Linked DNA regions of Homo sapiens: all the other regions are linked to region 3. A link is an interaction called in ENCODE POLR2A ChIA-PET data of the cell type or tissue named here. Cell type or tissue: K562. All regions are shown on one strand. Links, peaks and the distances in the headings refer to the core of each region. The heading gives the core; the rest is flanking DNA. Region 1 overlaps ENOSF1 (enolase superfamily member 1). Region 2 overlaps ENOSF1 (enolase superfamily member 1). Region 3 has its middle 20 kb from the start of YES1. Region 4 overlaps TYMS (thymidylate synthetase).

What was found. Peaks named below come from ENCODE experiments on the same cell type or tissue, not always from the same donor. Only the 100,000 strongest peaks of a DNase experiment are listed, where the experiment ranks them.
Region 1: POLR2A ChIA-PET joins it to region 3 with 5 read pairs; 6 of 35 experiments call an interaction of 5 or more read pairs at or near these places.
Region 2: POLR2A ChIA-PET joins it to region 3 with 5 read pairs; 16 of 35 experiments call an interaction of 5 or more read pairs at or near these places.
Region 4: POLR2A ChIA-PET joins it to region 3 with 5 read pairs; 5 of 35 experiments call an interaction of 5 or more read pairs at or near these places.

What each region holds. Positions count from the first base shown.
Region 1 is chr18:693,415-701,501 of GRCh38, forward strand. ENOSF1 (enolase superfamily member 1) reads right to left here. Exons shown (of 16, transcript NM_017512.7): 3 at 3,826-3,941; 4 at 834-920; 5 at 468-494. Among named protein-coding and RNA genes, the nearest start is that of ENOSF1, 15 kb to the right of the region's middle. RefSeq lists a silencer at 4,198-4,330. In K562, for the core only: a CTCF peak has its summit at 4,524; no DNase peak of the experiment used is centred there.
Region 2 is chr18:702,228-710,314 of GRCh38, forward strand. It overlaps ENOSF1 (enolase superfamily member 1), which reads right to left. Exons shown (of 16, transcript NM_017512.7): 2 at 4,243-4,351. Among named protein-coding and RNA genes, the nearest start is that of ENOSF1, 6.4 kb to the right of the region's middle. In K562, for the core only: no CTCF peak of the experiment used is centred there; no DNase peak of the experiment used is centred there.
Region 3 is chr18:827,939-836,025 of GRCh38, forward strand. It overlaps the pseudogene BOLA2P1. Among named protein-coding and RNA genes, the nearest start is that of YES1, 20 kb to the left of the region's middle. RefSeq lists an enhancer at 2,386-2,952. In K562, for the core only: CTCF peaks have their summits at 3,177 (motif pointing left) and 4,429; DNase peaks (open chromatin) are centred at 2,673, 3,153 and 4,383; H3K4me3 peaks cover 1,688 bases.
Region 4 is chr18:671,386-679,472 of GRCh38, forward strand. It overlaps TYMS (thymidylate synthetase), which reads left to right. Exons shown (of 7, transcript NM_001071.4): 6 at 1-66; 7 at 1,475-2,193. The coding sequence ends at 1,612. ENOSF1 (enolase superfamily member 1) reads right to left here. Exons shown (of 16, transcript NM_017512.7): 12 at 7,311-7,352; 13 at 6,358-6,487; 14 at 5,960-6,059; 15 at 3,936-4,017; 16 at 1-3,021. The coding sequence ends at 2,920. Among named protein-coding and RNA genes, the nearest start is that of TYMSOS, 17 kb to the left of the region's middle. In K562, for the core only: no CTCF peak of the experiment used is centred there; no DNase peak of the experiment used is centred there.

The sequences.
Region 1 (8,087 bases), core at 2,842-7,841, 130 kb before region 3:
AAGCCATCCTCCAGCCTTCCAAAGTATTGGGATTACAGGCTTGAGCCACCATGCCTGGCCTGGATAATATCTTCATAATATTATAACATCTGGCTTTTCAGAGTTTATGAGGTGCTTTTCTCATTGATCTTTAATTTTGTGAGGTTCCTAGAGAAGTTAGGATGATCCTCTTGTCATAGTCAGGCAATGGAGGCTCAGAGAACTGGCACCGTGTGTTACACATGCACAGTGGGGGAGGCAGGACCCCCTCACTGCTTCCCCTCATGCCACCCTGCCTGCATGAGCACAGCCATCTGTTACGTCAGATATCAGAAAAGGAATGTCATATTTTATTGGCTTTTTGCTTTATCATCGCTATAGTGATCAACAGATAGTCCTGAATATATTTACTGATCATCAAAAGGCATGTCATCAATGATATCCATTTCATTTACAGAAACAATTGTAACATTAACAATGCTACTCACCATGTCCACAAGTAACTTCCAGACAGGCTTGAAGTAAAAAAGAAAGGATTTGTAAGACATATGTGTAAAGTCCCCATTTTTTCCTGACAGTAAACGCGTTGGCAGCTCTAATGCTGGCTGTCAGCCACCAGGTCCCCACACCCCCCTCTACTGCTGCCTGCGCCTTCCGCCATCCTGTCTCCTCTTTCTCCTCCTCCTGCAGTTCCCTACCTACTGCCAAAACCTCTCAGAGGAGAAAAAAACACCAAAGCAATTATCTGTATTTCCTTTTGGGGGCTGCAGTGTGTCTGTCTTTCCTCTGTGCGTAGGGAAAGTCAGTGTCGTACAGCTCCCAGGAGCCTCCTGAGCGTTTGTGAGAGGGGTTACCTTTCCCTCCTGCTTGGCCCACAAGTCCCACACCGCGTTTAGGACGGCCGCTGTCGCCAGGTGCACCACGCCCTTTTCTGGACCAATCTGGTTAGGAAGCAAAGTACAAAAGCACTTTTTAGAAATGAAAAAGAGGGCTGGGTGTGATGGCTCATGCCTGTAAACCCAGGACTTTGGGACCAAGACCAGCCTGGCCAACATGGTGAAACCCCGTCTCTACTGAAAACAGAGAAATGAGCCAGGTGTGGTGGTTTGTGCCTGTAGTCCCTACTCAGGAGGCTGAGGCAAGAGGATCTCTCGAACCCAGAAGGCGGAGGTTGCAGTGAGCCAAGATCGCACCACTACACTCCAGCCTGGGCAACAGAGCAAGACTCTGTCTCAAAAAAAAAAAAAAAGAGAGAGAGAGAAAGATATTTAGGTCTTCCGTCCAGGGACACATCTCAAGAATTAAAAGGTAGCAATAGAAACCCACCTAAAGGTTAAGTTTAAAAAAAACAGTTGCTAACCTATTGAAGAGTTTTAAGAATAGCAGGAAAAACACCTGTGTTTTCCTCTCTTCTTTCTCTCTCTCTATATATATGTTAAGTATATGTATGTATATACATATGAACACACACACATATGTACTTCTTTTTTCTGAACCATTTGAATAAAGTTGCAAATATCATGCTCTCTTAACCCTAAATACATCAGTGTATAGTTCCTGAAAACAAGGATATTTTCTTACATAACCGTAGTACAATAATCACACTCAGGGAATATAACATTGATAGAATATTGCTGTCTAAAGGCCAGTCCATAATCAAATGTCACCAGTTTTTTCCAATAATGTATTTTATTTTACCCTAATCCATATCCCATCTGGGATCACGTATTACATTTAGTCGCCATGCCTCTTTAGTCTCTTTTTACCTGGAATAATTTTTCTTCTTCTTTTTTAAATGTTATTAGCATTTTAAAAGAGTACAGGCCACTTGATTTGTACAGCATTCCTCAATCTGGGCTGATCTGGAGTTCCTTCATGACTAGATTCAGGTAATACATTTTTTGGCATCAATACTACATAAGTGATTATGTCATTTTGTTTTATTATTAGGATTGTTAACTTTTACCACTTGGGTAACTTAGTGTCCATTTGCTTTCTCCACTGTGAAGTTACCATTTCATTTTCCAAGTAAGGAGGTTATTATTGTCCCAAAATTTGGGCATCCCTTGATGACTCTTGCCTCAATTAATTGTAGCTATGACAGTTATGGTGATTTTCTGATGTTATCATTCCTTTTATATTTATTAGATTTTAATCAGCTGTAATGGGCTTGACCTTGTTGTTTATTACCTCCTTAAAAATTTTTTATTTTATTATTTTTATTTTTAAAAAGTACAGACGGGGGTCTCAACTATGCTGCCCAGGCTGGTCTTGAACTCCTGGCCTTAAGTGATTCTCCTGCTTCAGCCCCAAGGTGCTGGGATTATAGGCGTGAGCTACTGTGCCCAGCTGATTGTTCATTATCTGAATGGACTCATGGATTTTATTCAATGGGTTATAAGCCATTACTATCATATTTATTTGGATGTTCAAATTGTCCCAGATTCAGCCAATGGGAACTTCTTCAAGGTGACATCTTTCAAGGTAAGTTTAATATTCTCTGTATAAAGTAAAAGATGAAATCCCAGGCACTATTGAAAGTACATTCTCTTGTGCCCTTCTCAGTGCATGGATGGGAGACTAAGCCGGGTTAGGAAAAGACAAAATCCAGTATCACGGGACAAAGGCAAAGGTCAGGGTATTGAATTCACCTTATTGTGTTGGAATCCTTTCTCCAGAGCCTAACTTTTTCATGCCTTGAATTTATAGTTCAAATACCAAACACATAAAAGGTACCATGGTCTTCCATCTTTTTAAATTTGCTCTTCTCTTAATGTTTTCTCTTTAATGACCTTCTTTTACATCTCTCTCTTTTTTTTTTTTTTTTTTTTGTTTTGAGACAGAGTCTCACTCTGTTGCCCAGGCTGGAGTGCAGTGGTGCGATCTCGGCTCACTGCAAGCTCCGCCTCCCAGGTTCACGCCGTTCTCCTGCCTCAGCCTCCTGAGTAACTGGGACTATAGGCGCCCGCCACCATGCCCGGCTAATTTTTTGTATTTTTAGTAGAGACGGGGTTTCACCATGTTAGCCAGGATGGTCTCGACCTCCTGACCTCGTGATCTGCCTGCCTTGGCCTCCCAAAGTGCTGGGATTACAGGAGTGAGCCACCGCGCCCGGCCTGACCTTCTCTTACATCTCTAACACTACTCACATTATTTCTCCATAAAGAGATTGCCCATTTAGTACTTTATCCTCTAGAGCACTTTCCAATTCAGGGAGGAGGAGATGAGGTCCTTAGAGAAGAGATAGCTCTTAGGACCCAAATCTCAGGACCTCATCTCCTTAGTAGAACATTTTATTCAGCTAAATTCAGTCTTGAGTCATTTAGATCATCAGTCTTACAGAAATGAGTTGTTTACCTCAAAATACTGATGATCTAAATGACTCAAGCCTGAATTTAACTGAATAAAATGTTTTACTTTAAAATTATAAACACATCTCTAGGATGGGCATGGTGGCTCACACCTGTAATCCCAGCACTTTGGGAGGCTGAGGAAGGCGGATCACTTGAGGTCAGGAGTTCGAGACCAGCCTGGCCAACGTGGTCAAACCCCATCTCTACTAAAATTACAAACATTAGCCAGGTGTGCTAGTGCATGCCTGTAGTCCCAGCTACTCAGGAGGCTGAAGCAGGAGAACTGTTTGAACCCAGGAGGCGGAGGTTGCAGTGAGCCAAGATTGCATCACTGCACTCCAACGTGGGTGACAGAGTGAGACTCCATCTCAAAAAATAAATAAATAAACAAATAAATAAACCCATCTCTATTTTCACATTCGTTGCACTCAAAGGACATCTCAGACCTTGGTAATATTACTTATGTAAGCATTTTACAAAATAGGTCCCTTACCCATCTGAGCTGCCCATCACTTGTGAGCTGCCTATAGAAGCCTCTGAAGTCACCAACAATGTCCTTGAGGTCCTTGTTGAGCACATGGTGGGCGAGGGCATTCACAGCACAGACAACTATTTAAAAAGGATTGAACTCTTGTTTATGCTTCTATACTAGGTCAAGAAATTAGCACCTGAAAACATCACAAACAAACAAATGTGAAAGTTTTATGAAAAAATTAAATCTAGGCCAGGCGCGGTGGCTCATGCCTGTAATCTCAACACTTTGGGAGGCCACGGCAGGAGGACCACTTGAGATGAGGAGCTCCAGACCAGTCTGGCCAAAATGGCAAAACCCTGTCTCTACTGAAAATACAAAAATTAGCAGGGCACAGTGGTGCGCACCTGTAATCCCAGCTACTCAGGAGGCTGAGGCAGGAGAATCGCTTGAACCCAGGAGGCAGAGGTTGCAGTGAGCCGAGATTGCACCACTGCACTCCAGCCTGGGCAACAAGAGTGAGACTCTATCTCAAAGGTATATTCTTTTTAAAATTGCATCAAATATGTTTTCTTTTCTTTTCTTTTCTTTTTTAGGCAGGGTCTCACTCTGTCACCCAGGCTTGAGTGCAGTGGCACTATCACGGCTCACCGCAACCTTGACCTCCCCGGCTCAGGTAATCCTCCCACCTCAGCTTCTCGAGAAGCTAGGATTACAGGCATGTGCCGCCACACCTGGTTAATTTTGGTATTTTTTGTAGAGACGCAGTTTCGACATGCTGCCCAGGCTGGTGTCAAATTACTGCGCTCAAGTGATCCACCCGCCTTGGCCTCCCAAAGTTCTGGGATTACAGGCATAAGCCACTGTGCCCAGCCCCATATGTTTTCTGTGGTTGTCATAAGAAATATCACACAAGTAGAACACGTGTTAATCCATATACTGAGCTAAACTTCCTGAGTAGAGAACACATTGTGATTGGCTGTCACATGAAAAACAGAATCATAGATTGACAAGTTTAAATATAAATGTTCCCAAATTATTTTCCTATTCACTTTGTAAAGTGTTTGAACAATCAGATTCAAAACCAAACCACACTAGTTCATGTTCCTAAGGAATAAGAAGGCTGACTTCATAGAATTTTTAAAAGGAGAAATGCCTTTTCATTATTGACAAGTATAGAAAATGCCTTGAATTCATAACATAAACTATTAAACATTAAATAAAATGAATTTGCAATTAGCATACTATTTATATGTAAAATGTTAAAATATATGAAAACACTGTCTTAACATGAAATTTCTTACTATTGACTTTCTTATGATATACTACATTTTTCATAAGTAATTTGAAGGTTAAATTTAATTTGGGTCGGCATTACCATCAATTATTTATTTTTGGTACCTTTAATTATTATTTTTTAGAGACAGGGTTTCACTCTGTCACCCAGCCTGGAGTGCAGTGGCGGGATCTAGGCTCATTGCAATCTCTGCGTCCTGGGCTCAAGTGATCCTTCCACCTCCGCCTCCTGAGTAGCTGAGACCACAGGCTTGAGCTGCCATGCCCAGCTAATTTCTTGTATTTTTGGTAGAGACAGGGTTTCACCATGCTTCCCAGGCTGGTCTCGAGCTCCTGAGCTCAAGTGATACACCTGCCTCGGCCACCAAAATTGCTGGGATTACAGGCCTGAGACACTGCACCCAGCACCTCACTGTAATCTTGAATGCCTAGCCTCAAGCAATCTTTTTGTCTCAGCCTCCTGAGTAGCTAGGACCTACACGCAACACCACACCAGCTAATTTTTAAATTTTTTGTAGTGACAAGGTCTTGCTATGTTGCATGGGGCAGTGGGTGGGGAGGTTCTGGAACTCTGGGCTCAAGCAATCCTCCCACCTCGGCCTCCTGAAGTGTTGGGATTACAGGTGTGAGCCACCATGTCCTGTGGTATTTTACTTTGAAAGGATTTCTTGGACCTGGCGCTCACTCCTGTAATGCCAGCACTTTGGGAGGCTGAGGTGGGTGGATCACTTGAGCTCAGGAATTTGAGACCAGCCTGGGCAGTGTGGCAAGACATCATCTCTACAAAAAATACAAAAATTAGCCGGTTGCGGTGGTGCGCCTGTGGTCCCCGCCTCTCGGGAGGCTGAGGTAGGAGGATCACTTGAGGTAGGAGGATCACTTTAGCTTTGGAGGCAGAGGTTGCAGTGAGCTGAGATTGTGCCACTGCACTCCAGCCTAGGTGACAGAGCTGGGCCCTGTCTCAAATAATAATAATAATAATAATAATAATATAAAGGCTTTCTTGGGTTATTTAAGATGATGAATAAGTAAAGTAACCCTTTGATCCTTTGCCAATTCTAGGAAACATTTAGCCTACGTTGTGTAAATGGACACAATAATTGAATCAAGCCATCAACTTAGCTTCAAAGAAAGGAATGTATTCCAAAACGTTTTGATTAATTTGTTTGGTGCTGCCGTGGATTCAATAGTAAAAGTTTTTAGTCATTTAATAGGACAGTTGTAGGGGTACAGTTTTACTGTCAATAAGATCTTGAGAAGGACAGTTTGAAAGTGGTGCCCCAGGCTGGGCGCGGTGGCTCACGTCTGTAATCCTAGCACTTTGGGAGGCCAAGGCCGGTGGATTGCCTGAGGTCAAGAGTTTGAGACCAGCTTGGCCAACATGGTGAAACCCCATCTCTACTAAAAATACAAAAATTAGCTGGGCATGGTGGCAGGTGCCTGTAATCCCAGCTACTTGGGAAGCGGAGGGAGGAGAATCACTTGAACCCAGGAGGTGGAGGTTGCAGTGAGCCAAGACCATGCCATTGCACTCCAGCCTGGGCAACAAGAGCGAAACTCCATCTCAAGAAAAAGAAAGAAAGTGATGCCCCAAGCTTTTAGCACATGCCTGGCTAAGGGTGAAACAGCTCTCGGATGATTGCACACTTTAGGTCAGATGTAGCATTTAGGGCTGAACCAGCCATTCCAGGTTCTCTAGGGCTTTTGTTAATGGGATACACAATCATTCTGGTTCAGACATTCATTCCCTAGAATTGTGAGAAGACAGAGTCCTCCTCACTTCTTGAAGGTTGATGCTCTTGAATTAAAGAAAATCTGAAGTAAGTCAGTGACTCACAGTGAGGTACGTTATTATCGACACCAAACCACCGTCTCAAGGATTTGATTGTTGCTATAAATCATTGACTGAAGCATACCTCTGGTTCATGTCACAATACCAAATGCACTTAACAAAAGCTAAGGATGATCTCATTTTTATGACTCTCAGAGTGCACAAGCAGCACTTATGTATTCATCTACAGTGTATGGATTTTTCTTGCTCAACAGGAGACTAGAATTTGTCGCATTCAATAGAAATTTGGGTTGTGAGGCCAGGCACGGTGGCTCATGCCTGTAATCCCAGCACTTTGGGAGGCTGAGGCGGGCGGATCACCTGAGGTCAGGAGTATGAGATCAACCTGATCAACATGGTGAAACCCTGTCTCTACTAAAAATACAAAAATTAGCTGGGTGTGGTGGCACATGCCTGTAATCCCAGCTACTTGTGGGGGCTGAGGTATGAGAATCGCTTGAACCTGGGAGGCAGAGGTTGCAGTGAGCCAGCCAAGATCACGCCATCGCACTCCAGTCTGGGCGACAAGAGCGAAACTCTGCCTCAAAAAAAAAAAAAAAAAAAAAAAACAAGAGAAATTTTGGCTGTGGCAGGAAATTGACTTGGAAAAGAAAAAAAAGGCCCTTGAAAGCAGCTTCTTGGCAACTAAACCCGGGGGGTTTTCTCTTGTGATTCTATCTGCTCAGGGACTTCAATTCTCTGGAGCCTCTAGCACTGGAAGGACATTGAGTAAAGTCTGTGGGTGACTTGTGGGTGTCTGAAGTAAGAGTGGTGTCATAAACTCTTAAGGCTGGATTTTTAAAAATTTTGTCTATTTAAAAATTCTTTCTTTGTACATCTTTTTCTATTTTTTAAAAAACTAACTTAGTCTACATTGTACATATTATTATACATGTGTCCAAACCTAAGAGTGACCCCTATTGTAAACTACAGACTTTGGGTGATCATGATGTGCCAATGCAGGTTCATCAGTTGTACCAAGTGGGCCACTCTGGGCAGAATGTTGATAATGAAGGAGGCTGTGCCTGTGTGGGGACAGGGGTATGTGGGAAATCTTTGTAACTTCCATTCAGTTTTGCTGTGAACCTAAAACTACTCTAAAAAAATAAAGTCTTAAAAAAAAAAAAGGCTGGCCACGGTGGCTCACGCCTGTAAT
Region 2 (8,087 bases), core at 219-5,218, 130 kb before region 3:
CACTCCAGCCTGGGCAACAAGAGCGAAACTACATCTCAAAAAAAAAAAAAAAAAAAAAACCCAGGTCAGGTGTGGTGGCTTACATCTGCAATCCTACCACTTTGGGAGGCCAAAGTGGGTGGATCACCTGAGGTCAGGAGTTTGAGACCAGCCTGGCCAACATATAGTGAAACCCTGTCTCTCCTAAAAATACAAAAATTAGCTGGGCATGGTGGCACACATCTGTAGTCCCAGCTACTTGGGAAACTGAGGCAGGAGAATCGTTTGAACCTTGGAGGTGGAGGCTGCAGTGAGCCAAGAATGTGCCACTCCACTCCAGCCTGGGCAACAGAGCGAGACTCTGTCTCTCAAAAAAAAGAAACATTAGCTAGGCATGGTGGCTTGTGCCTGTGGGCCCAGCTACTCGGGAAGGTGAGGTGGGACAATCATTTGAGTCTGGAAGGTCAAGGCTGTATGAGCCGTGATTGCACCACTGCACTCCAGCCTGGGTGACAGAGCAAGACCTTATCTCAAATAAATTAATAAATAATAAAAACTTTAAAAACATAAAAAAAGGATAAAAATGAATATTAATTAAGTAAATTTAATAAAGTCATGATTTAAAAAAATACCCAACCAAAAACTACATTGGTATATTCTATACATTTGAAAAACAACCCTCCCTCTCTGTCTCACACACAAGCACTCTCTTCACAGTAACCCTATTTTTTTAAATCATAAACAGATGATTAGGTAAGTAAGCAGAAGAACCAGGATGAGCTAATGGAATTTTTCATCTTTAGTGTGAGTGCTGTGTAACACATTTAGTGAGACTGCAGTGAGTCACCTGAAATATGTAGCAAGGTTAAAGTTAAAATGGGTTCTGTCATGTTGTGGTCTGAAAAAGGAGGAAGCCAAAACCCTTAGCACAAAAGAGTCATTAATTAAAGTCATGGAGAGATGGAAGTTGATTTATCCGTGCCTGAGACATCCACCAAGACAGCGGTGTGGGGCTGGGAATGGAGGAGGAGAGGGGAAGTGAAGGCCCTAAACACTGAGCTCAGCACCCATCCCAGAAGGGCTTCTTATCTATCTTAGTGCCCAGGGCCCCTCCACGTGTGCCCAAGTCAGCAAAGTTTAAAGTCTGGGCTGTTAACAGAGAGTGGGTCCAATGGCCTAACATTATCTTGTAAGCTCGCTGAGTTTTATGCAACCTTTGGGGGCTGTGCTGTAGGGTTTGCAGTATGGAGAAAGGCAGCGGCTTCATAAAGTACTCAACTTACAAACAAGGGACAATTAGAGTTGCAGAAGAAGCAGAAACAGCTCACAGCTCTGTCTTAGTAAGTGGTTACTACTCTGGGGAAAACTTTAACAGTAAATTGTTTACTTAATGGAGAAAAGCGGGACTGACTCACAGCATGGTCTTTCTCTGCCTGGCAAATTCCTGTTTGCTCTTCGAGACTCACCTCAAAGCATTACTTCTGCTCTGAAGCCTTCCCTGAGCCTTTTGGACAGAGTGAAGTTACCCCCTGAGATGGTTTAGACATTCTGCACAAATTTCATGTTGAAGTGTAATCCGCAGTGTTGGAGGTGGGGCCTGGTGGGAGGTGATTATTAGATCTTGGAGGTGGATTTCTCCTGAATGGTTTAGCACTATCCCATTGGTACTGTCTTTGAGATAGTGAGTGAGTTCTCGTGAGATCTGGTGACTTAAAAGTGTGTAGCACCTCCCCATTCCCTTTCTCTTGATCCTTTCGACATAGGACGTGCCTGCTCCCCCTTCACCTTCTACCATGATTGTAAGTGTCCTGAAGCCTCCCTAGAAGCTGAGTAGCTGGCATCATGCTTTCTGTAAAACCTGCAGAACCATGAGGCAATTAAACCTCTTTTTCTTTATAAATTATCCAGTCTCTCGTACTCCTTTATAGCAATGCAAAAATAGCCTGGCTCAGAGTGGTGGTTCATGCCTATAATCTTAGCACTTTGAGAGGCCAAGGTGGGCAGATCATTTGAAGTCAGGAGACCGGCCTGACCAAACATGGTGAAACCTCATCTTTACTAAAAATATAAAAACTAGCCGGGCGTGGTGGTGTGTGCCTGTAATCCCAGCTACTCGGGAGGCTGAGGCATAAGAATTGCTTGAACCCGGGAGGTGGAGGTTGTAGTGAGCGAGATTGCGCCACTGCACTCCAGGCTGGGCAACAGAGCAAGACTCTTGTTTCCAAAAAGAAAAGAAAAAAAAAAAAAAAAAGAACAGCCTAATATATCCTCTCTCTGTAAAACTTGTACATAGTTTTAAAAAACAGTAATTCTCAGACTGCACTATGATCATTTCTTTTATGTCTACTTCCCCAATAAGTTCGTGTGCTCCTTGTATGTGGGATTCTGTCTTCTGTATCTTTTTTCTTTTTTTTTTTGGGATGGAGTCTCGCTTTTTCACCCAGGCTGGAGTGCAGCGGCGCAATCTCGGCTCACTGCAAACTCCAACTCCCAGGTTCAAGCAATTCTCGTGCTTCAGCCTCCTGAGTAGCTGAGATTACAGCCATGCATCACCACGGCCAGGTAATTTTTGTATTTTTAGTAAAGACAGGGTTTCACCATGTTGACCAGGCTGGTCTTGAACTGCTTGACTCAAGCAATCTGCCCGCCTCAGCCTCCCAAAGTGCTGGGATTACAGGCCTGAATCACCACGCCTGGCCTATCTTTCTCTTTTTAAAATTACTTTGGTGCCTGATACATGGCAGCACTCAGAAGTCTGCAGAAGGACTGACTTGCTGGACAACTGACCGCCAGCCCTGTGAAGAGCAGTAACAGCAGCCACCTGGGCAGTGTCCATTGAAAGTTCAAGGAAGGTTCCCTTGCCATTCGCACATACACACACTCACAAACTCACACACTTCTTTTATATGCTTAACAATTTAAAATCTCTCAATGGGCCAAGATTTTTTTCTACAACTACTGAGAGCGCTGATGGTGCAAATATCCAAGGGAGAGGTATCACACTACCACCGAAGTTAGAGAAACTCTTTTCCCTCCTTCTAGACCCTTACCCTTCAATCTATCATAATTTGGCTTCAGGCTCTAATAATCCACTGAAATTGATCTGGCGAAGGCCACTGTTTTGGACTTCTTGAATTTTGTACCATGTGTAAGTATTATGTATTCAAAAAGAGTTGCATTTAAAAGTTCTGAAGAGAAAGTGCTCTGGGCAGTCAGGTGGTTCTGCCATGACTTGCTGGGTAGCTGTCTGTGCCTCAGTTTTCTTCTCTCTAAAAAATGAGACGGCTCAAGATCACCATTTGAGATCACATCCAGCTCTGAAAAAAGTTATGTTCTGTGTCTTCTGTTTAAGAAAATAGAAAATGCAAATAAAAAAAGAATGACGTATACATGGCTCAGTATGCATCTTAAAGAATCTGCTCTTCCCCAAGGGAGACCTCCGAGATTGGGCGGGGCCAAAGCCCTTTTCGCCATGAAAATAGTGAACTGGAAACCGATTTGGTGTGAAATATTTTGAAAAGGCCGGGTGTGATGGCTCACACCTGTAATCCCAGCACTTTGCGAGGCTGAGACAGGCGGATCATTTGAGGTCAGGAGTTCGAGACCAGCCTGGTCAACATGGTGAAACCCTGTCTCTACTAAAAATACAAAAATTGGCTGGGCATGGTGGTGGGAGCCTGTAATCCTAGCTTCTCGGGAGGCTGAGGCAGGAGAATTGCTTGAACCCAGGAGGCAGAGGTTGCAGTGAGCTGAGATTGTGCCACTGCACTCCAGCCTGGGCGACAGAGTGAGACTCTGTCTCAAAAATATATACATATATATATTGAAAAGCGAGTAGACGTGCTGTGCACATCACAATGAGCCTTTTTTGCTATGGGAACTCATGTCTCCTCCCTCTCATTGCCCTTGGTTACTCGCCCACTACAGGTTGTCAAAGCTCGACAGTGGCCCCGGGTGAAAGGCAGGTGAAAAGCATCCTTGTAGCTGTCATTTGACACAGAGAAACAGACTAACAGCCAAGGATTTTCTAACAGGCTAGAGATGATTGCAAGGAGAGAGGCCAAATTCTGTCACTTTTAAATTTCTCCCAGTGAAACAAGTAACAAACCATGAAACTTTTTACTCACTTTGAGCAGTGTAAATACAGATAAAAACAAGATCAGAACTCAATCTAAATCAAGATTCTAATGAATCTAAGAATCTAAATTAGAATCTCATCTGAAAATTAAGCATTCTGGAACCTCGAGAGAATCTTCAACTCACCAACTTCAGTGCCTTTTCCCAGAGTGAAGGTAATTCCACACCCCTTGATTCCATCTTCTGCATCAGTTTCTATGACGACATAGGCAGCCGAGTAGTCAGGGTCCGTGTGCTGCAGGAGAAGAGTTCCCCGCCGAAACAATGCCAGTGTGAGAAACCCGAAAAGAACCATGAGAATGATGTCACATGAGGACAGACAATGCCACAGGGGCCGTGCCACAAGAGCTCCCATAGAAGGAACTGTTGCTATACCCCAAAGAAAACAAAGGGCTCTGAATGGAGAAAAGGAATGTCCTCCTGAAAGATCCAAAATGTTTCAACAAGAGCAATGTATGTATATATATATATATTTTTTTTTTTTTTCTTTTTTGAGACAGAGTCTTGCTCTGTCACCTAGGCAGGAGTGCAATGGTGCGATCTCAGCTCACTGCAACTGCAGCCTCCCAAGTTCAAGCGATTCTCCTGCCTCAGCCTCCCGGGTAGCTGGGATTACAGGCACGTGCCACCACACTTGGCTGATTTTTGTATTTTTAATAGAGACGAAGTTTCACCATGTTGGCCAGGCTGGTCTTGAACTCCTGACCTCAGGTGATCCACCTGCCTTGGCCTCCCAAAGTGCTGGGATTACAAGTGTGAGCCACCGCACCTGGTCGCAATGTATACATTTTTATCACCCATTTTCAATTAGGTTAAAAAATGAGGCTCAATTTTATTTACTTATTTATTTTTTAAATAAAAAAATAGAGATGGAGTCTTGCATGTTACCCAGGCTGGTCTCAAACTCCAGAGCTCTAGTGATCCACCCGCTTGGGCCTCTTAAAGTGCTGGGATTACAGGCATGAGCCATCATGCCCGGAAGGGGCTCAATTTTAAGCCAAGGAGTTTTCACTCGCAGCTATCTCTGTCAGCTTTTTGAACAAAGTTACATTCACAAGCAGCTTCAAATTGAACAAGCCAAAGGTTCAGAAAACTGTTGCATAAAATTGGAGTGATCTCACTTATAGCAGTTTATAGCAGGGCTGAAAATACATTGGCAAAAGTTCAGACACCAGTGGGGGAAAATGAAGAAGTAAAGCTTCGAGATTAATTCACTAATTTTTTGTTTTGTTCTATGTCATGGAATAATGGAGACTCCAAAAAGCCAGGCAGAAGATGTGAATGCATTCATAAAGAAGAATTGTGCATAAGGCTATGAAAATTTATTACTGTTATTATTCTATAATATTTATTGTGCCAGACACACTATATTCTAAGAGCTCCACATGGTTTAATTTAATCTTATAACAATATTATAAAGTAGGTGCTCTTATCCTTATTAAAGAGGAAATGAAGTTTTAAGGAGCTTTAGTAATTTACAAAAGGTCACACCACAAGTAAATAATGTTTTATTATTATTATTATTATTATTTTTGAGACTGACTCTCACTCTGTTCTCCAGGCTGGAGTGCAGTGGCATGATCTTGGCTCACTGCAACCTCTGCCTCCTGGATTCAAGCGATTCTTCTGCCTCAGCCTCCCAAGTAGCTGGGATTACAGGCACCCACCACTATGACCAGCTTTTTTTTTTTTTTTTTAGTAAAGATGGGATTTTGCCATGTTGGCCAGGCTGGTCTTGAACTCCTGACCTCAGGTGATCCACTTGCCTCGGCCTCCCAAAGTGCTAGGATTACAGGTGTGAGCCACCACGCCCGGCCACAAGTAAATTATGAAGGCAGATTTTAAATCCCTGTATTGGGGTGTCGTGGCTGAGGGAGCTGTATGTGATGGCTGGGAGCCCTGAGTCTGGTATCACAGTCCAGTGGCAGGAAATCAGTGTGATGCATCGCTGAGCATCAAGTACGTGTCAGAGCTGGTGCAGCTTGCTAGGGGGTTACAGATACGTCTGCCCTTGAGGAGGTTACATTTGAGAAGACCTGCTTATAGAACGGGCATGCTGGCTCATACCTGTAATCCCAACACTTTGGGAGGCCAAGACAGGAGGATTGTTTGAGCCCAGGAGTTCGAGACTAGCCTGGGCAACAAAGCGAGACCCCATCTCTAAAATAAATAAATAAAAAGACATGGTTAAAAAAAAACCTTAATAATATAAGGCAGAAAATGCTAAGGCCTGGGAGGGATGCAAACTATGAACGACTGGCAGAGAGCGCTGTTAGCTGAATGTGCTTCTTGAAGAGGGAGAGCGCTTTATGATGAAGACAGAATGTGAGCTGGCCGGTCAAGGAAGGGGAGCTCCTCAGCAGTGGCAAGGGGAGTGAAGAGTCTGGGAGGGAGGAATATCTCAGGCAAGGTAGCAGCAGCAGCAGTGCAGAAAGTAAAGGGGTCAGAAGAGGGAGAGACTGGAGTGTATTCAAGTGTTGGTGCCCACCTGGGTTGGCTGAGCCATTGGGTTCCTGAAGGAGTTGAGCGATGAGGCTGAGAAGGAGACTCCAAGAATTAAAGACCCATCGGCAGTTTCTGGGTTCCAAGAAGAGGAAGCAATGGAAAAAGGAAACCTTGCACTGAAGCCTCAGATGAGGGTCAACAGGACGAGATGAGCCAAAAGTGACTCGAAGCTTTTGGGTCCCTGTGATTAGCGGAATGATCCAACATGGGTCAGGAGGGAGGGGCGGCAGAGAATGGAAGTTGACTTCCGATTTAGACAAACTGCGTTTAGCATGAAGGTGAAAAACCAAACAGGAAGTATCCAGACCTATAAGTTAAGGAGGCAGATCCGGAAATGAGATCTGGGAGTCTCCGGCATAAAGGGTGGCACCGAAGTCAGAATGCGGAGAGGGTCTTCATGGGAGTGTGTAGGGAGACCGGAAAGACACTGAGGCCTGAGCCTCAGAGAGGGAAGAAGGGGCCAGTGGAGGAAGAAGGAGCTGTCAGAAAGGCAGGAGGCCACGAGGGGAGAGAGCACACGAAGAAGAGGCAGCCGACAGCGGAAAACGTATCTGAGGGTAAGGACAGCTGAAGGAGAAATAACAAGGGCAATTCACAGAGAAGAAAGGAACAGAAGTAGATTTCAGATTAAGAAGGAGGTAAGCCCGGAGTAGTGGCTCATGCCTGTAATCCGGCACTTTGGGAGGCCGAGGCAGGTGGATCACCTGAGCTCAGGAGTTCGAGACCAGCCTGGACAACATGGTGAAACCCCGTCTCTACCAAAAATACAAAAATTAGCCAGGTGTGGTGGTGCACACCTGTAATCACAGCTACTCCAGAGGCTGAGGTACGAGAATCATTTGCATATGGGAGGCAGAGGTTGCAGTGAGATGAGATTGCACCACTGCACTCCAGGCTGGGCAACAAGCGAGACTCTGTCTAAAAAAAAAAAGCAGGAGTCTTTAGCAGATTTTGAGGACAGCTTTATTGCTCTTTCTTGAAAATATCCTACTTCTGATCAGGGAGGCTCACTTTGCTAAGTGCTGATGGTCCAGCATGCCTCGAGGGCATGTGAAGCCATCTCCATGGTGAACTGCAAAACAGCTCATTCTAATAAGAAGGCACTTGAGAGCTGGCACACAACATACACCCTATCTCCCCAAGATAAAATGCTTAAGTATTTATGAGCTTGCAATACAGGTGTTAGATAATGTCTCCTTACCCTGTGTTAGACATCACTCAGGCCCAGAGGCAAATTCCATTTCTTGAATTATTCTACAGTAAACCAGGCTGTCTTTTGAGACAGGGTCTCTCTCTCTCACCCAGGCTGGAGTGCAGTGACACAATTACAGCTCACTGCAGCCTCGACCTCCTGGACTCAAGAGATCCTCCCACCTCAGCCTCCTGAGTGGCTGGGACCACAGGTGCATGCAACTACGCCCAGCTAATTTTTGTATTTTTTTGTTGAGACGAGGTCTCACTATGTT
Region 3 (8,087 bases), core at 1,409-6,408:
TTCCAAATATTGAGTTGTGATACTCCTGCATTGCAGAAACCATTCACTTACATTTCTGTTTTCTCTTTTTTTTGAGGCAGGGTCTCTGTCATCCAGGCTGGAGTGCAGTGGTGTGATCTCGACTCACTGCAGCCTCGACCTCCCAGGCTCAAGCAATCTTCTCACCTCAGCCTCCTGAACAGCTGGAACTACAGGCGCGTGCCACCATGCCTGGCTAATTTTTATATATATATATATACGTATATATATATATATATATATGTATATATATACATATATATATGGATATATATGTGTGTGTGTGTATATATATATATATATATTTTTTTTTTTTTTTTTTTTTTTGTAGAGGAGTGGTTTCTCCATGTTGCCCAGGCTGGTCTTAGACTCCTGGGCTCAAGTGATCTTCAGGCCTTGGCCTCCCAAAGTGTTGGGATTACAGGCATGAGCCACCACGCCCAGCCTCATTTACATTCCTGTCTTCAATTCCTAGTATAGTGCCTGGTATGTAGTAAGCATGTGATAAAAATTTTAAGAATATTTAGGGCCGGGCGCGGTGGCTCACGCCTGTAGTCCCAGCACTTTGGGAGGCCGAGGCGGGTGGATCATGAGGTCAGGAGATCGAGACCATCCTGGCTAACACGGTGAAACCCCGTCTCTACTAAAAATACAAAAAATTAGCCGGGCGCGATGGCGGGCGCCTGTAGTCCCAGCTACTGGGGAGGCTGAGGCAGGAGAATGGCGTGAACCCGGGAGGCGGAGCTTGCAGTGAGCCGAGATTGCGCCACTGCAGTCCGCAGTCCGGCCTGGGCGACAGAGCGAGACTCCGTCTCAAAAAAAAAAAAAAAAAAAAAAAAAGAATATTTAGTATTGTTGTCTCTGAGAAAAACATAAGTTATGTATCTAAATTCTGTAGCCCTATAAGAAAATCTGTGTGTGTGTGTATATATATATTATATATATATATATATTTTTTTTTTTTTTGAGACGAAGTCTGGCTCTGTTGCCCAGGCTGGAATGCAATGGCGTGATCTAGGCTCACCGCAACCTCCACCTCCCGGCTTCAAGCGATTCTCCTGTCTCAGACTCCCGAGTAGCTGGTATTACAGGCATGCACCACCACGCCTGACTAATTTGGTGTTTTTAGTAGAGATGGGGTTTCTCCATGTTGATCAGGCTGATCTCGAACTCCTGATCCCAGGTGATCCACCCGCCTCAGCCTCCCAAAGTGCTGGGATTACAGACATCAGCCACCACGCCTGGCCGAAAATCTGTATATTTTTAATATACAAAGTTTAAGAACAACTAAGTTTTATTTATGCAAAAATGTTTATTTGATTTGAAATGAAACTTTGGAGAAGTTATAATAGCAGAAGTCAAATGTCTTCTTTTCCTTTGTGTTTCTTAATTATGTTGCCTTTTTAACCTTTCATTCTAAAATAGTTTCTATGAACAACTAAACAAGACATGATGGTTGACTCAATCAATAAAATATACAGTATGTTTGCATCATGACATATTTAGATTTCAGTGGCACAAATATAATATTACGTTATGCCAAATAATACTTTATATTTTTCAAATTATTTTATTATCACATTTGATCCGTATAACAATCTTAAAAGATGAATAGGTAGATGTCACTACCCCCATTTTACAGGCGAGGAAACTGAGGAATGAGAAATGCAAACCAGTATGCCAGTCACCAAGTGTCAGATTAATTACTGAGCTAGAGGCCAAACGAGGTGGCTCAAGCCTGTACTTGCAGCACTTTGGGAGGCCGAGGCAGGCGGACTGCTTGAGCTCAAGAGTTTGAGACCAGCTTGGGCAAGAAAAAGAATTAGCAGGGTGTGGTGGTACATGACTGTAGTCCCAGCTGCTTGGGAGGCTGAGGTGAGAGGCTCGCGTGAGCCCGAGAGGTTGAAGCTGCAGTGAGCTGTGATTCTACCACTGCACTCCAGCCTGGGTGACAGAGCAAGACCCTGTCTCAAGGTGATGAAATGATTAGAATTATCCCAAATCTACTATCCCGAATGGTATAGTTATTTTGTATCATTGTATAATTTTCTCCTGCTACTCATTCCTTCAGGTTCTAAGGGAGAGTAAGTTCTAGTTGGTTTCCAAAAGCCCCAACTTAAATGGCTTCCTGGCAATTTTGATCTTAAAGATTGTCTTTTTTTAAGCTGGCCAGAGCAGCTGGCATAAAGAGAGAAAAAAAAGATTATGTCTTTTCTTCTTCTCTCTCTCTCTCTCTCCTCTAGTACCTAGAACACATGCAGAAGGTGCTTAGTATACTCGTGAGCAATGAATACATAAATAAAATGAGTTTAGAAGAGACCTGGGAAAGTCTGGGTAGTGGAATGGGAATACTCTTCTTTGTTAGAAGATAATAGATACCTCAGCACTGGGACATCAGCAGTGATAATCCTGCGTCACAGTTGGTGAGAAGCAGCGGGAAATCAGGGGGAAAGGAGGTAGAGGCAGGCACAGTGGCAGCCCAAGGAAATGAAGGCAAACTGTGGTCATGAGACCAAAGACAAGGGGAGCTGGGGAAGGGAATGATGTCATCAGAACAACAATAGAGGAAGATGGTTTTGGCAGCAGCTTTTGAATAGACTTTGAAGAAAAAAATCAGAGAGAGGGGAAAAAGGAAACGGGAAACGGAAGTCTGTTGAGAACTCAGCATGACATTTGGAGTGGGTGGAGAGCTTCCTGTATAGCTTGATGTTTGGAACATCTGGTCACCTCTTACAATAACAAAACCTTAGAAATTTCAAGCTTTCTCAAGTGGCCAGCTTAGAATGAGTGTGAATTCCATGGCCAAACCGTCATTGCCAGAAGACAGGAATATCTAAAGAAAGAAAAATTCAGACAGAAACTGACTCTTAACACTGAGAACACCCCCACTAGTTTTTTGATGTAAGTAGTCCTATTTGTCAATGTATCTATGCTTTATTTTTGGAATACAGTATTGGCTTGGTATTAAATTTAAAGTGTTAAGTCTACTTTAATTCAATTATCTCAAAGGGCTAAGGTTAATCAACAGATTTACAAAGAAAGCAATTGTTTTCAAAGCTTATGATTTTCACTACCCATTTTTCTGGTGTATTAATTTTTGCTAGAGTCCATACCTTGTTTCATTTGCAATATTGGCTGAAATTTTCCACAACTCAATTGTGCCCTCTAGTGTTTATTAGCATTTAGTGACGGCCACTTTGGATGTTTGTTTGTTTGTTTGTTTGAGACACAGTCTCGCTCTGTTGCCCAGGCTGGAGTGCAGTAGCATGATCTCGGCTCACTGCAACCCCCATCTCTCAGGTTCAAGCGATTCTCCTGCCTCAGCCTCCCAAGTAGGTGGGATTACAGGTGCCCGCCACCATGCCCAGCTAATTTTTGTATTTTTAGTAGAGATGGGGTTTCACTGTGTTGGTCAGGCTGGTCTCGAACTCCTGACCTCGTGATCTGCCTGCCTCAGCCTCTCAAAGTGCTGGGATTACAGGCATAAGCCACTGCGCCCAGCCCAATCCCAGGTCTTCAGACAAGGTAAACTCATTGTCAACCAGAAAATGTTTAAATTCACCTATAGCCTGGAAGCCCCAGCTTTGAGCTGTCCCACCTTTCTGGACCAATCCCATGTATTTATTAAATGTATTTGATTGATGTCTCATGCCCCTCTAAAATGTATAAAACCAAGCTGCACCCCGACCACCTTGGGCACATGTTCTCAGGACCTCCTGAGGGCTGTCTCATGGGCCATGGTCACTCATATTTGGCTCAGAATAAAACTCTTCACATATTTTAGAAAGTTTGACTCTTTCTGTCGACAATAGGGAGGTGCTGTAGGATGTTAGGCACATTATTACCAGCTTCGCCATGTTTTTGAAAGTTTTTATTATAATTCTATTGCTAATAGTGTGGTTAACCTCCATATAATAATACAGTAGTCCCTCCTTGTCTGTGAAGAATACATTCTGAGATCCCCAGTGGATGCCTGAAATCGCTACAGTACCAAACTCTATAGATACTGCGGTTTTTTGTAGATATAGACACACACATATCCCTATGATAAAAGTTAATTTATAAATGAGGCACAGAAGAGATCAACAACAATAACTAGTGATAAATCGAACAATTTTAACAATATGCCAGCATCCCTACCCTTGTGCTTTGATGCCATCATTAAGTCAAAGAAAGCTTACGTGAGGGAAGTGGCTCCTGTAAGGGCGCAAAGCAGCGTGGCAGGGGTCCGAGCTGGGGTTCTGTCCCCGCTGGGCTGCCGCCCCAGCTGGACTACCGCCAGGGAACTCAGCGCCAATTACCTCCAGGAGAAGCTGCAGCGGGACCTGGAGGCGGAGCATGTGGAGGTGGAGGACACGACCTTCAACCTGTAGCTTCCGAGTCCTGGTGGTGTCAGCTGCTGCTTCAGAGACACCAGCTGGTGAATGCGTGCCTAGCAGAAGAGCTCCCACACATCCATGCCTTTGAACAGAAAACCCTGACCCCAGAGCAGTGGGCCCGTGAGCAGCAGAAATGAGGGACTGGAAGCTGCACAGCCATTAAATTATAAATCTGGACCCCCCCCAAAAAAACAACAAAAAAACTTACATGAGCACACACTCTTCAATACCGTGACAGTTGATCTGATAACTGGGCCAGCTACTAAGTGATTGATGGGCAGGTAGTGTAGACGGCATGGAGACACTGGACAAAGGGATGATTCACAACCAGCCCCAAGCAGGAGGAAACAGGACAGCGAGAGATTTCATCCTGGTTATCAGAACAGCGCGGGAAACTTATTAATTGTTTATTTCTGGAATTTTTCATTTTTTTTTTTTTTTTGAGACGGAGCCTTGCTCTGTTGCCCAGGCTGGAGTGCAATGGTGTGATCTTGGCTCACTGCAACCTCTGCCTCCCAGGTTCAAGTGATTCTCTTGCCTCAGCCTCCCGAGTAGCTGGTATTACAGGCACCTGCTACCACACCCAGGTAATTTTTGGTATTTTTTGGTAGAGACGGGGTTTCACCACGTTGGCCAGGCTGGTCTTGAACTCCTGATCTCAGGTGATCCACCCGCCTCAGCCTCCCAAAGTGCTGGAATTACAGGCATGAGCCACTGCGCCTGGCCAGAAGGCTGTATTTTGTATGACTATATTTATATGACATTCTGGAAAAGAGAAAACTGTAGCTATTAGGCACTGTTCTAAGTACTAGACAGACAATACGTGATGATGCTAGTCTTTGAAATAGAAAACACAGGAGAAAAAGCAGGATAGCAAAGGGGGAAATGATTACTTGAGTGCTGGGCATGTTGGGTTTGAGGTGTTTGAGGGAAAGCCAGTGGAAGTGTCAATGGGAGGCAGAACTCAGGAGCACTGCCAGGGCTGGAGATAGATTTGGGAATCAATAACATGTAGATAAGAGCTGAAGCTGTGGAACAAATGAGATTCCCGAGAGAGAGAGAATGCGGAGTGTCCACTTAGTCCAGCCCCAGCCCTGAGCTGAGCCAAAGGGATGAGCAGGAATTAGCTAGGAAAGAAGGCCGAAGAGGTCATTTCAGGCGGAGGAAATAGTGATAGCAAAGAAACCTGCAGGTCCCTGGGATCAACTGAAAAAGCACAGGATTTGTAAATTTAGAAAGGAGGGCTAGGCATGGTGGCTCACACCTTTAATCCCAGCACTTTGGGAGGCTGAGGTGGGAGGATGTCTTGAGCCCAGGATTTTGAGGTCAGCCTAAGCAAAATAGAAAGACCCCCATTTCTACAAAAAATAAAATAAAAATAGCTGGGTGGCGTGTGCCTGTAGTCCCAGCTACTCCGGAGGCTGAGGTGGGAGGATTGATTGCTTGAGCCCAAGATTTCAAGGCTGCAGTAAAGTATGATTGCACTGCACTCCAGCCTGGGTCATAGAGCAAGATCCTATCTCAAAAAAAAAAAAGAAAGAAAGAAAGAAAAAAAAATTTAGAAGGAGACTTGGTTGTTTTTTTTTTTTTAATAAAGGATTACAGCCTGCAAGGTGGCCGTTCTGACAGGTTGGGAAGTATAGCCTCTGGGAGAGGCTGAAAGGCAGGTTTTTCAAGGGAGACGGGAATTATGCTGAGGGGGTTGGCCAAACATACATATTCAACAGGTTACAGGAGGAGCTATGAATGTTCATGAAAGGGGTCCTGAAGCATGTAGCAAACGTGCATGTTACATGTGACCCATGTTCACTTTGGAGCGGAGACTTAACATTTAAATGTATTACAATTAGGGCCTATACATCAAAAGGTGAAGCAGGGACATGAAGCCTCTCAAGTGCACAGCTTCTGTAAACTGGCCAGAACCAGTCCACAGTTGGCGGCCTCTTATCAGGAGAAAGTAACAGAACTCAGTCTCTGGTCCAGTCAAAGCTGTAGTGATGGCTGGTGGAACGAGGAGTCGGTCTAAGTGTCTGATGGTGGCTGAGCTGCAACTGCTTCAACATTGCTCATCTCAAGGCCAGTGCTTGTTTAGCTGCTAGAGAAAAAGAAAACCCTGATGGCAGTGGGAACATAGTTTATTCTTTAATTCTAGGGAGTACATGACTTAATCCTTGCCTGGCATGCATGGCCTTAGGTCCTGTTTATAATGTCGTATCTTATTGCCACAAAAAGTCCATTGTGTCAGGATTATGAGCTCCATTTTAACATGAATGCTGGTCAGATTTTGTGCCAAATCTGCAAAAGGGAAGGGATATAATGAGGTGTGCCTGCCCTCCCATTCTGTCATGGCTGGGAACTCAGTTTTTTAGGTTTCTCACCGGCACGGTGGCTCCCGCCTGTAACCTCAGCACTTTGGGAGGCTGAGGTGGGTGGATCACCTGAGGTTGGGAGTTTGAGACCAGCCTGGCCAACAGGTGAAACCTCGTCTCTACTAAAAATACAAAATTAGCCGGGTGTGGTGGCACATGCGTGTAATCCCAGTTACTCGGGAGTCTGAGGCAGGAGAATTGCTTGAACCTGGGAGGTGGAGGTTGCAGTGAGCCGAGATCGCGCCATTGCACTCCAGCCTGAGCAACAAGAGCAAAACTTCACCACGAAAAAAAGAAAAAAAGGTTTCTCGGGGGTTCTCTTGGCCAAGAGCAGGTTCGTTTAGTCCGTCTCTATGAATCTGACTATTCCAGTACCTCAGTGGACTCATACAGAATTTATTGTCAGTGTCTGGCTTATTCAGATCAGTGGTTCCTTTTTTTTTTTTTTTCTGAGTCAAGGTCTGATTCTATTGCCCAGGCAGAAGTCCAGTGGTGCAATCTTGGCTCACTGCAACCTCTGCTTCCCGGCTCAAGTGATCCTTCCACCTCAGCTTTCTGAGTAGCTGAGACTACAGCCACGCGCCACCGCACTGGCTAAGTTTTGCAGAGATGGGGTTGCGTCATGTTACCCAGGCTGGCCCCGAACTCCTGAGCTCAAGCGATCTGCCTGCCTTGGCCTCCCAAAGTGCTGGGATTACAGGCATGAGCCACCATACCCGGCCTCCACAAGTGATTTTGCTGCTCAGTCAGGGTTAAGAACCATTGATCTGGGGTGGGGGGAGGGGGGAGGGATAGCATTGGGAGATATACCTAATGCTAGAGGACGAGTTAGTGGGTGCAGTGCACCAGCATGTCACATGTATACATATGTAACTAACCTGCATATTGTGCACATGTACCCTAAAACTTAAAGTATTTAAAAAAAAAAAAAAAAGAACCATTGATCTGAGGTCGGGCACAGTGGCTTACACCTGTAATTGTAGCACTTTGGGAGGCCGAGGTGGGCAGATCGCTTGAGCTCAGGAGTTTGAGATCAGCCTGGCCAATATGGTGAAACCTGTCTCTGCTAAAAATACAAAAATTAACCAGGCATCATGGCACACACCTGTAATCCCAGCTACTCGAGAGGCTGGGGCAGGAGAATCACTTGAAGCAGAGGTTGCAGTGAGCCAAGATTGTGGCACTGCACTCCAGCCTGGGTGATAGAGCAAGACTCTGTCTCAAAAAAAAAAAAAAATTCACTTTTGGAGCTTTGAAAACCTGCTAATGCCTGGGCTATGCAGCTAGCGATTCTGACCTACATGGTATGAGGAAGGCGTCA
Region 4 (8,087 bases), core at 1,173-6,172, 160 kb before region 3:
GACTTTATACACACTTTGGGAGATGCACATATTTACCTGAATCACATCGAGCCACTGAAAATTCAGGTAAGAATTAGATGTTATACTTTTGGGTTTGGTACCTTCTCTTGATAAAAGGTTGACTGTGGAACAGGCATCTGCTCAATGCTGTGTCCAAGATAAAGATGACTGCTCCAAATGTGGGGCTTCAGTTTAGGGAGAAGTGGTGGGCAGGTGGGCAGGACAAGGCAGGCATCTGCCTCAGCAACCATGGGCACTTAACATGTCAGGTGCTGTGAGGTACTAAGCACCAGTACCAGAGAGGGAAGAGCCACATTCAAGCCAGGGGATTGTCCAAAAGGGGGCATTTTAACTCATTTTAACTTGAAGGAGAATTGAAGTGCAAATGTTTTTCCTTTTCTTTTTTTTTTGAGATGGAGTCTTTCTCTGTCGGCCAGGCTGGAGTGTGCCGTGGTGCGATCTCAGCTCACTGCAACCTCCACCTCCCGGGTTCAAGCAATTCTTCTGCCTCAGCCTCCCAGGTAGCTGGGATTACAGGCACATGCCACCACACCCAGCTAATTTTTGTATTATTAGTAGAGATGGGGTTTCATCATGTTGGCCAGGCTAGTCTCAAACTCCTGACTTCAAGTGATCCACCTGCCTCAGCCTCCGAAAATTCTGGAATTACAGGCATAAGCCACCACCCTGGCCATAAATATTTTTTGTTAATTTTACATTAAGTACAATATTTAGGTCCAAACTTCAAAAGTCTGTTGAAATCCCTAAGTTATAGCAGCCAACAATTGATATGAAATGGCAATAAAAATGTAAGTTCATCTGCTTCATGAGCCTTAAGGAAAAAAACTCAGAACCAGACACTTTTTAGCCCCTTCCAGGTTAGATCCAGGTTTTAAAAGTTACTCCTTTGAGGGAGTTTGGCTGCTTTTGAGTGGAGGTGACTTCAGGCTTATTCTCTCTGGCTCTCTGCTCTGGTCGTTTTTAGACATAGTAATAGGTTGTGACCTGTCTTCACATCCTAATTGCCACTGTCTGTTCATCCCAGGAATCCTGGCTTTCATCCCTTTCTGTTCACTGTCCATGCATGTCATCTTTCCTTCTTTCTGCCAGGGACAGATGGGTTAGGGATTGTGGAATTCAAGTAAACGTAGAGCTACTATGAGTTACAGATTGACTGTGTTCCTGTCTTTAATAAATTTGCCAAGAGTGGTTATAAGAACTTACACCTGATGAGGCACCAGGCTCCTGATGCTGTGTAATGTCACAAAATACCCCTCACTCTCGATCTGTGCAAGAGAACAGCTGGTTGCGCTCCAATCATGTTACATAACCTACGGCAAGGTATCGACAGGATCATACTCCTGTAAAATAGAACTTTGTTGATCACATCCTGTGTACTTGTTTCACGGACATGAGGAGCAATTACAACAGGTCGTACAATTATGGCAAAATAATGGCCTTATTTTGTTTTTAGCTTCAGCGAGAACCCAGACCTTTCCCAAAGCTCAGGATTCTTCGAAAAGTTGAGAAAATTGATGACTTCAAAGCTGAAGACTTTCAGATTGAAGGGTACAATCCGCATCCAACTATTAAAATGGAAATGGCTGTTTAGGGTGCTTTCAAAGGAGCTCGAAGGATATTGTCAGTCTTTAGGGGTTGGGCTGGATGCCGAGGTAAAAGTTCTTTTTGCTCTAAAAGAAAAAGGAACTAGGTCAAAAATCTGTCCGTGACCTATCAGTTATTAATTTTTAAGGATGTTGCCACTGGCAAATGTAACTGTGCCAGTTCTTTCCATAATAAAAGGCTTTGAGTTAACTCACTGAGGGTATCTGACAATGCTGAGGTTATGAACAAAGTGAGGAGAATGAAATGTATGTGCTCTTAGCAAAAACATGTATGTGCATTTCAATCCCACGTACTTATAAAGAAGGTTGGTGAATTTCACAAGCTATTTTTGGAATATTTTTAGAATATTTTAAGAATTTCACAAGCTATTCCCTCAAATCTGAGGGAGCTGAGTAACACCATCGATCATGATGTAGAGTGTGGTTATGAACTTTAAAGTTATAGTTGTTTTATATGTTGCTATAATAAAGAAGTGTTCTGCATTCGTCCACGCTTTGTTCATTCTGTACTGCCACTTATCTGCTCAGTTCCTTCCTAAAATAGATTAAAGAACTCTCCTTAAGTAAACATGTGCTGTATTCTGGTTTGGATGCTACTTAAAAGAGTATATTTTAGAAATAATAGTGAATATATTTTGCCCTATTTTTCTCATTTTAACTGCATCTTATCCTCAAAATATAATGACCATTTAGGATAGAGTTTTTTTTTTTTTTTTTTAAACTTTTATAACCTTAAAGGGTTATTTTAAAATAATCTATGGACTACCATTTTGCCCTCATTAGCTTCAGCATGGTGTGACTTCTCTAATAATATGCTTAGATTAAGCAAGGAAAAGATGCAAAACCACTTCGGGGTTAATCAGTGAAATATTTTTCCCTTCGTTGCATACCAGATACCCCCGGTGTTGCACGACTATTTTTATTCTGCTAATTTATGACAAGTGTTAAACAGAACAAGGAATTATTCCAACAAGTTATGCAACATGTTGCTTATTTTCAAATTACAGTTTAATGTCTAGGTGCCAGCCCTTGATATAGCTATTTTTGTAAGAACATCCTCCTGGACTTTGGGTTAGTTAAATCTAAACTTATTTAAGGATTAAGTAGGATAACGTGCATTGATTTGCTAAAAGAATCAAGTAATAATTACTTAGCTGATTCCTGAGGGTGGTATGACTTCTAGCTGAACTCATCTTGATCGGTAGGATTTTTTAAATCCATTTTTGTAAAACTATTTCCAAGAAATTTTAAGCCCTTTCACTTCAGAAAGAAAAAAGTTGTTGGGGCTGAGCACTTAATTTTCTTGAGCAGGAAGGAGTTTCTTCCAAACTTCACCATCTGGATACTGGTGTTTCTTTACAGATTCCTCCTTCATTTCTGTTGAGTAGCCGGGATCCTATCAAAGACCAAAAAAATGAGTCCTGTTAACAACCACCTGGAACAAAAACAGATTTTATGCATTTATGCTGCTCCAAGAAATGCTTTTACGTCTAAGCCAGAGGCAATTAATTAATTTTTTTTTTTTTGACATGGAGTCACTGTCCGTTGCCCAGGCTGCAGTGCAGTGGCGCAATCTTGGCTCACTGCAACCTCCACCTCCCAGGTTCAAGTGATTCTCCTGCCTCAGCCTCCCATGTAGCTGGGATCACAGGCACCTGCCACCATGCCCGGCTAATTTTTTGTATTTTTTGTAGAGACAGGGTTTCACCATGTTGGCCAGGCTGGTCTCAAACACCTGACCTCAAATGATCCACCTGCCTCAGCCTCCCAAAGTGTTGGGATTACAGGCGTAAGCCACCATGCCCAGCCCTGAATTAATATTTTTAAAATAAGTTTGGAGACTGTTGGAAATAATAGGGCAGAGGAACATATTTTACTGGCTACTTGCCAGAGTTAGTTAACTCATCAAACTCTTTGATAATAGTTTGACCTCTGTTGGTGAAAATGAGCCATGATCTCTTGAACATGATCAGAATAAATGGCCCCAGCCACACAATTGTAGTCCAAACTTTTTAGGTCACTAACTTGCTAGATGGTGCCAGGTTTTTTTGCACAAGGAGTGCAAATGTTAAGATCTCCACTAGTGAGGAAAGGCTAGTATTACAGAAGCCTTGTCAGAGGCAATTGAACCTCCAAGCCCTGGCCCTCAGGCCTGAGGATTTTGATACAGACAAACTGAAGAACCGTTTGTTAGTGGATATTGCAAACAAACAGGAGTCAAAGCTTGGTGCTCCACAGTCTAGTTCACGAGACAGGCGTGGCAGTGGCTGGCAGCATCTCTTCTACAGGGGCCCTCAGGCCACAGCTTACCTTGGGAGGCATGTAGGAAGCCCGCTGGATCATCACGGGATACTTGAAATGCTCATGCAGGTGGTCAACATACTCACACACCCTAGGAGGAGGGAATCAGATCGGGGCAATGATGCCTGAAGTCAGATTATTCACGTGGTGCTAACTTAAAGCAGAAGGAGCGAGTACCACTCAATTGACAGTGTTGGCCAAGGCTTAGCTGTGTTACCATGCGTTTCTAGGCAAGTCCCTAAACCTCTGTGCCTCAGGTCCTTTTCTTCTAAAATATAGCAATGTGAGGTGGGGACTTTGATGACATGAACACACGAAGTCCCTCTAGAGGTTTTGTGGTGCCCTTTAAAAGGGATCAATTCAGACTCTGTAAATATCCAGAATTATTTGGGTTCCTCTGGTCAAAAGTCAGATGAATAGATTAAAATCACCACATTTTGTGATCTATTTTTCAAGAAGCGTTTGTATTTTTTCACATGGCTGCAGCAGCTGCCAGGGGCTTGGGGTTTTTTTGGCAGGTAGGGTTGGGAGGGCCATTTTGTCACTGCCTCAGCTGGGCATCTAGGAAGCATTAGCACTGTGAGGCTTTCTCGGTACACTTTGTACCTGGAAAACAATCCGAACAGGTCCATGGGACCACAACTGAGGGAGGTGGGACACACCCACCTCCATCCAAGAACCAAGACATCTAAGGAAGCAAACCCAGATGCAGAACAATAAAATACATTCCATACTCCCCACCCAAAAAATAAAATCACCAAATGAGGTTCCTTTCAGCTATACAAATGATTTAGATGAAGAGCAGAGGATTTAGAATCAGGTCAATCTGTGTTCAGGTTCTGCGTCAGCCACTTTGTAGTTCTGAGGCTTGGGGCAAGTGACCGAGCTCTGCTGCCTGACTTCCATCGCCTGTTATTGAACAGCTGTGACAGGCAGGCTGATATGGTTTGGATTTGTTTTGGATTTGTGTCCCTGCCCAAATCTCATGTTGAACTGTAATCCCCAGTGTTGGCAGCAGGGCCTGCTGGGAGGTGATTGGATCATGGGAAGTGGTCCTTCATGAATGGTTTGGCACCCGTTCCTTGGTGCTGTTCGAGATAGTTATCACAAGATCTGTTGTTTAAAAGTGTGTAGCACCTTCCCCCCTCACTCTCTCTTCCTCCTGCTCTTGGCCATAAGAAGTGCTTGTTCCCCCTTCACCTTCCATCATGATTGTAAGTTTCCAGAAGCTGAGCAGAAGCCGCTATGCTTCCCGTGCAGCCTGCAGAACTGTAAGCCAATTAAACCTCTTTTCTTTATAAATTACCCAGTCTCAGGTATTTCTTTATAGCAGTGCAAGAATAGACTAATACAGTATAAAATAGTTCGGCTATATTAAAAGACAGCACCTGTCTACTCACTACCCCCCTGAAGAGAAAAACGGTTACCATTATTACTGAAGCCTCCTATGTACCCTCAAGGGTCCCATTTATCACTCACAGTCCTGAATTTGGTGTTTCCCTTTCCCAGTGAATGCTTTTGTGCCTTTGCTATATACTTGCAGTGATCTTTCTGTGAGACATTTAATTCCAGGAGACAAGAAAAGTGGAATAAGCAAAACCCTACGTGTGCAGATGACTGGAAGGAGATTGTCCTAATTTAAAAGCCCACCTGGGGCGTTCTGAGAAATAAGATGAAATAAATGTGTGTCTAGACCATGGAAGACTCCAGTACTGGGAAGAGGAGATGGGACAGAAGTACAGAATACACGTGATGAAAACAGGAGCTGGTTAAGGGAGTAGTGTGGCTGCAAGCCTTACCTTCAATGTACTTAAAAAATAAAGTGAGTCAGCTACCAGACCCTATCTTAGGAGGCAAAATGACCGTTCATTGGTGGGTCTCTGTGAAAGCAAAACCAACTCCGCCTGAGAGTTATAGGACATGCCAGCGGACAAGGTCTTAGTGTGTTCTGGTCATGAAGGCAGAATTTACAAGCTCTGGCCTGGATTGAGGGACCCTACTGAAACAGAAAGTATTAATGCCACATTACTGACCTATTTTCAAGGCTTGCAGAAACTGATATGTAGTCAAATATAATCAGGTGCTGCACCAGTTCACAGAGGCCAACTCCACCAGCATGGGGGCAAACAGGAACTAAAAGGAAATCGTTTCTATTTAATACCAAGAGTAGGGCAGGGAGAGGAAGGGGTGAAAGGGAACTTTCTGGTTTTTCTTATTGCCCACAGGTGATTAAATCATTTATTAATATTTAGGAAGGAAATTCCAAGATGAAAATCATCAAAAATTCCCGGATTAAAGCTAAATGAGAGTTAGAAAAAAATCGAAATGGCAAACTACAGACTCCCATGCATGTGAATTGCAAACCATCAAGGGAGGTGTCTGATTAGTGGGGAAATGAAGGTCTGGTCTGCAGCCGCTGCAGCACGCTTACTTTCAAACTTTTTGGCCATCAGCAATACTGAGAGGTTCTCATTGACACTGCCCAGTCTGCAACTGTCAATCTGGAGGAACTGCAGGGCCTTCGCCTGTAGGAGTTGCTTAAATATCACTCTATTGTGGCACTGGAAATAGAATTGAAAATAACACCAACAGAAGAGTCAGCCTTGGCCTTCAGGATCTCTAAACCTGGCAACGCAGCCACTCTATGCCAATAATTATTCATCAGTGGCCGTCAGGAAGCCCAGACTGTATTTCTTCTTTGTTCTCGCTGGGCATGAGGCGAGCTTTTATAGCGTGGGCAGGGACCTTGTGCTCACTTCTTTACAAATCTGCTAATGCAACAGTGTGAGTCAGGTCAAAATCACACTGGCTCGCCATTTATGAGGGAATGACTGTCACAGCGACTGATAAGTGGGAGATGAAGCATCAGGATGAAATACGGTGACAGTGATGAGCAGGTGGCACAGATGACAACACGGAACCACGGCAGAGCAGTATTGCTCCTTTTGCCGGGAAAACTGAGAATCAGCTCCTCACGCTGCTCTGCTCGTGGGCTGACTGCAGCAGGTTTTGGCAGGCACTCGGGCTTCATTTATAAGCTCAAAAAGTGAACGCAGTCATGTTTATTCAATTTGAAAGCTGGCTTTCTTAAGACCATTTTCTGCCCTTGCAATAGCAACTTTAAATTGCTGCCTTTTCAATTTCAATTAGACACTTTGAAAAAGATACCCGACCTTAGTCATATAAATTGGAGAAATAGCCACAAACTTTTTCTATATCTGACTCTAGACTCTGATAAAATGACCCAGTTTCTAAGATGATGAAAATTTCCCAACTCAAAGTACAGCAGGTGATGGAGCCTAACACACAACTGTGTCCTCGGTCACTGGTCAGCGTGTACTGACCCCAAGGGGACGTCATCCACCTGTTGGGGGCGTCACTCACCTGTTCTCCTGTGGCAATGCCAATTCCTAATGGGACCAGTGCCTATAAAATAGAAGGCAGCCTGGTGTTATTTTCCTAAGTTTTGAACTGCAACTCCTAATGTTTAAAAACATTTATAGCTGAAGGAGGAAACGGCCCTGCTGTTAAGCCATGTGAAGGCTCAAGACTGGCAAAGGATGTCCAGGGGAACACATGCGTGCGGGAGGGCTCTGTGTATCTGCAGAGGAGAAGGTGAGCACTGCTGAGCTGCCACCACCAGCCCCGTTCCTGACCAGGGCTCTGCAGATCTCCTTCTGCGGTGTCCCGGCCCATGCTCCAGCTGCGCTCCTCCCAACGTGGACAGCACCTCCCTCTCCAGCCTGCGCAGTGGCATAAGGACAGGGCTATTCGGAGTGGCTCATTGTGGACTCACAGGGTCCAACCTTTGGACGACTCCTTCCTGTGGGTCATCACTCCATCAATTCCCTTCTTCTTGCCTCCCTGAGAAACCTCCTTCTAGAACCCTCTCATATCTTTTTTTTTTTTTTTTTTTGAGACCGAGTCTTGCTCTGTCACCCAAGCTGGAGTGCAGTGGCATGATCTTAGCTCACCGCAACCTCCACCCCCCAGGCTGAAGCGATTCTCGTGCCTCAGCCTCCTGAGTAGCTGGGATTAGAGGTGCACGCCACCATGCTGGCTAATTTTTGTATTTTTAATAGAGTCAGGGTTTTGCCATGTTGGCCAGGCTGGTCTCAAACTCCTGACCTCAGATGATCCTCCCGCCTCGGCCTCCCAAAG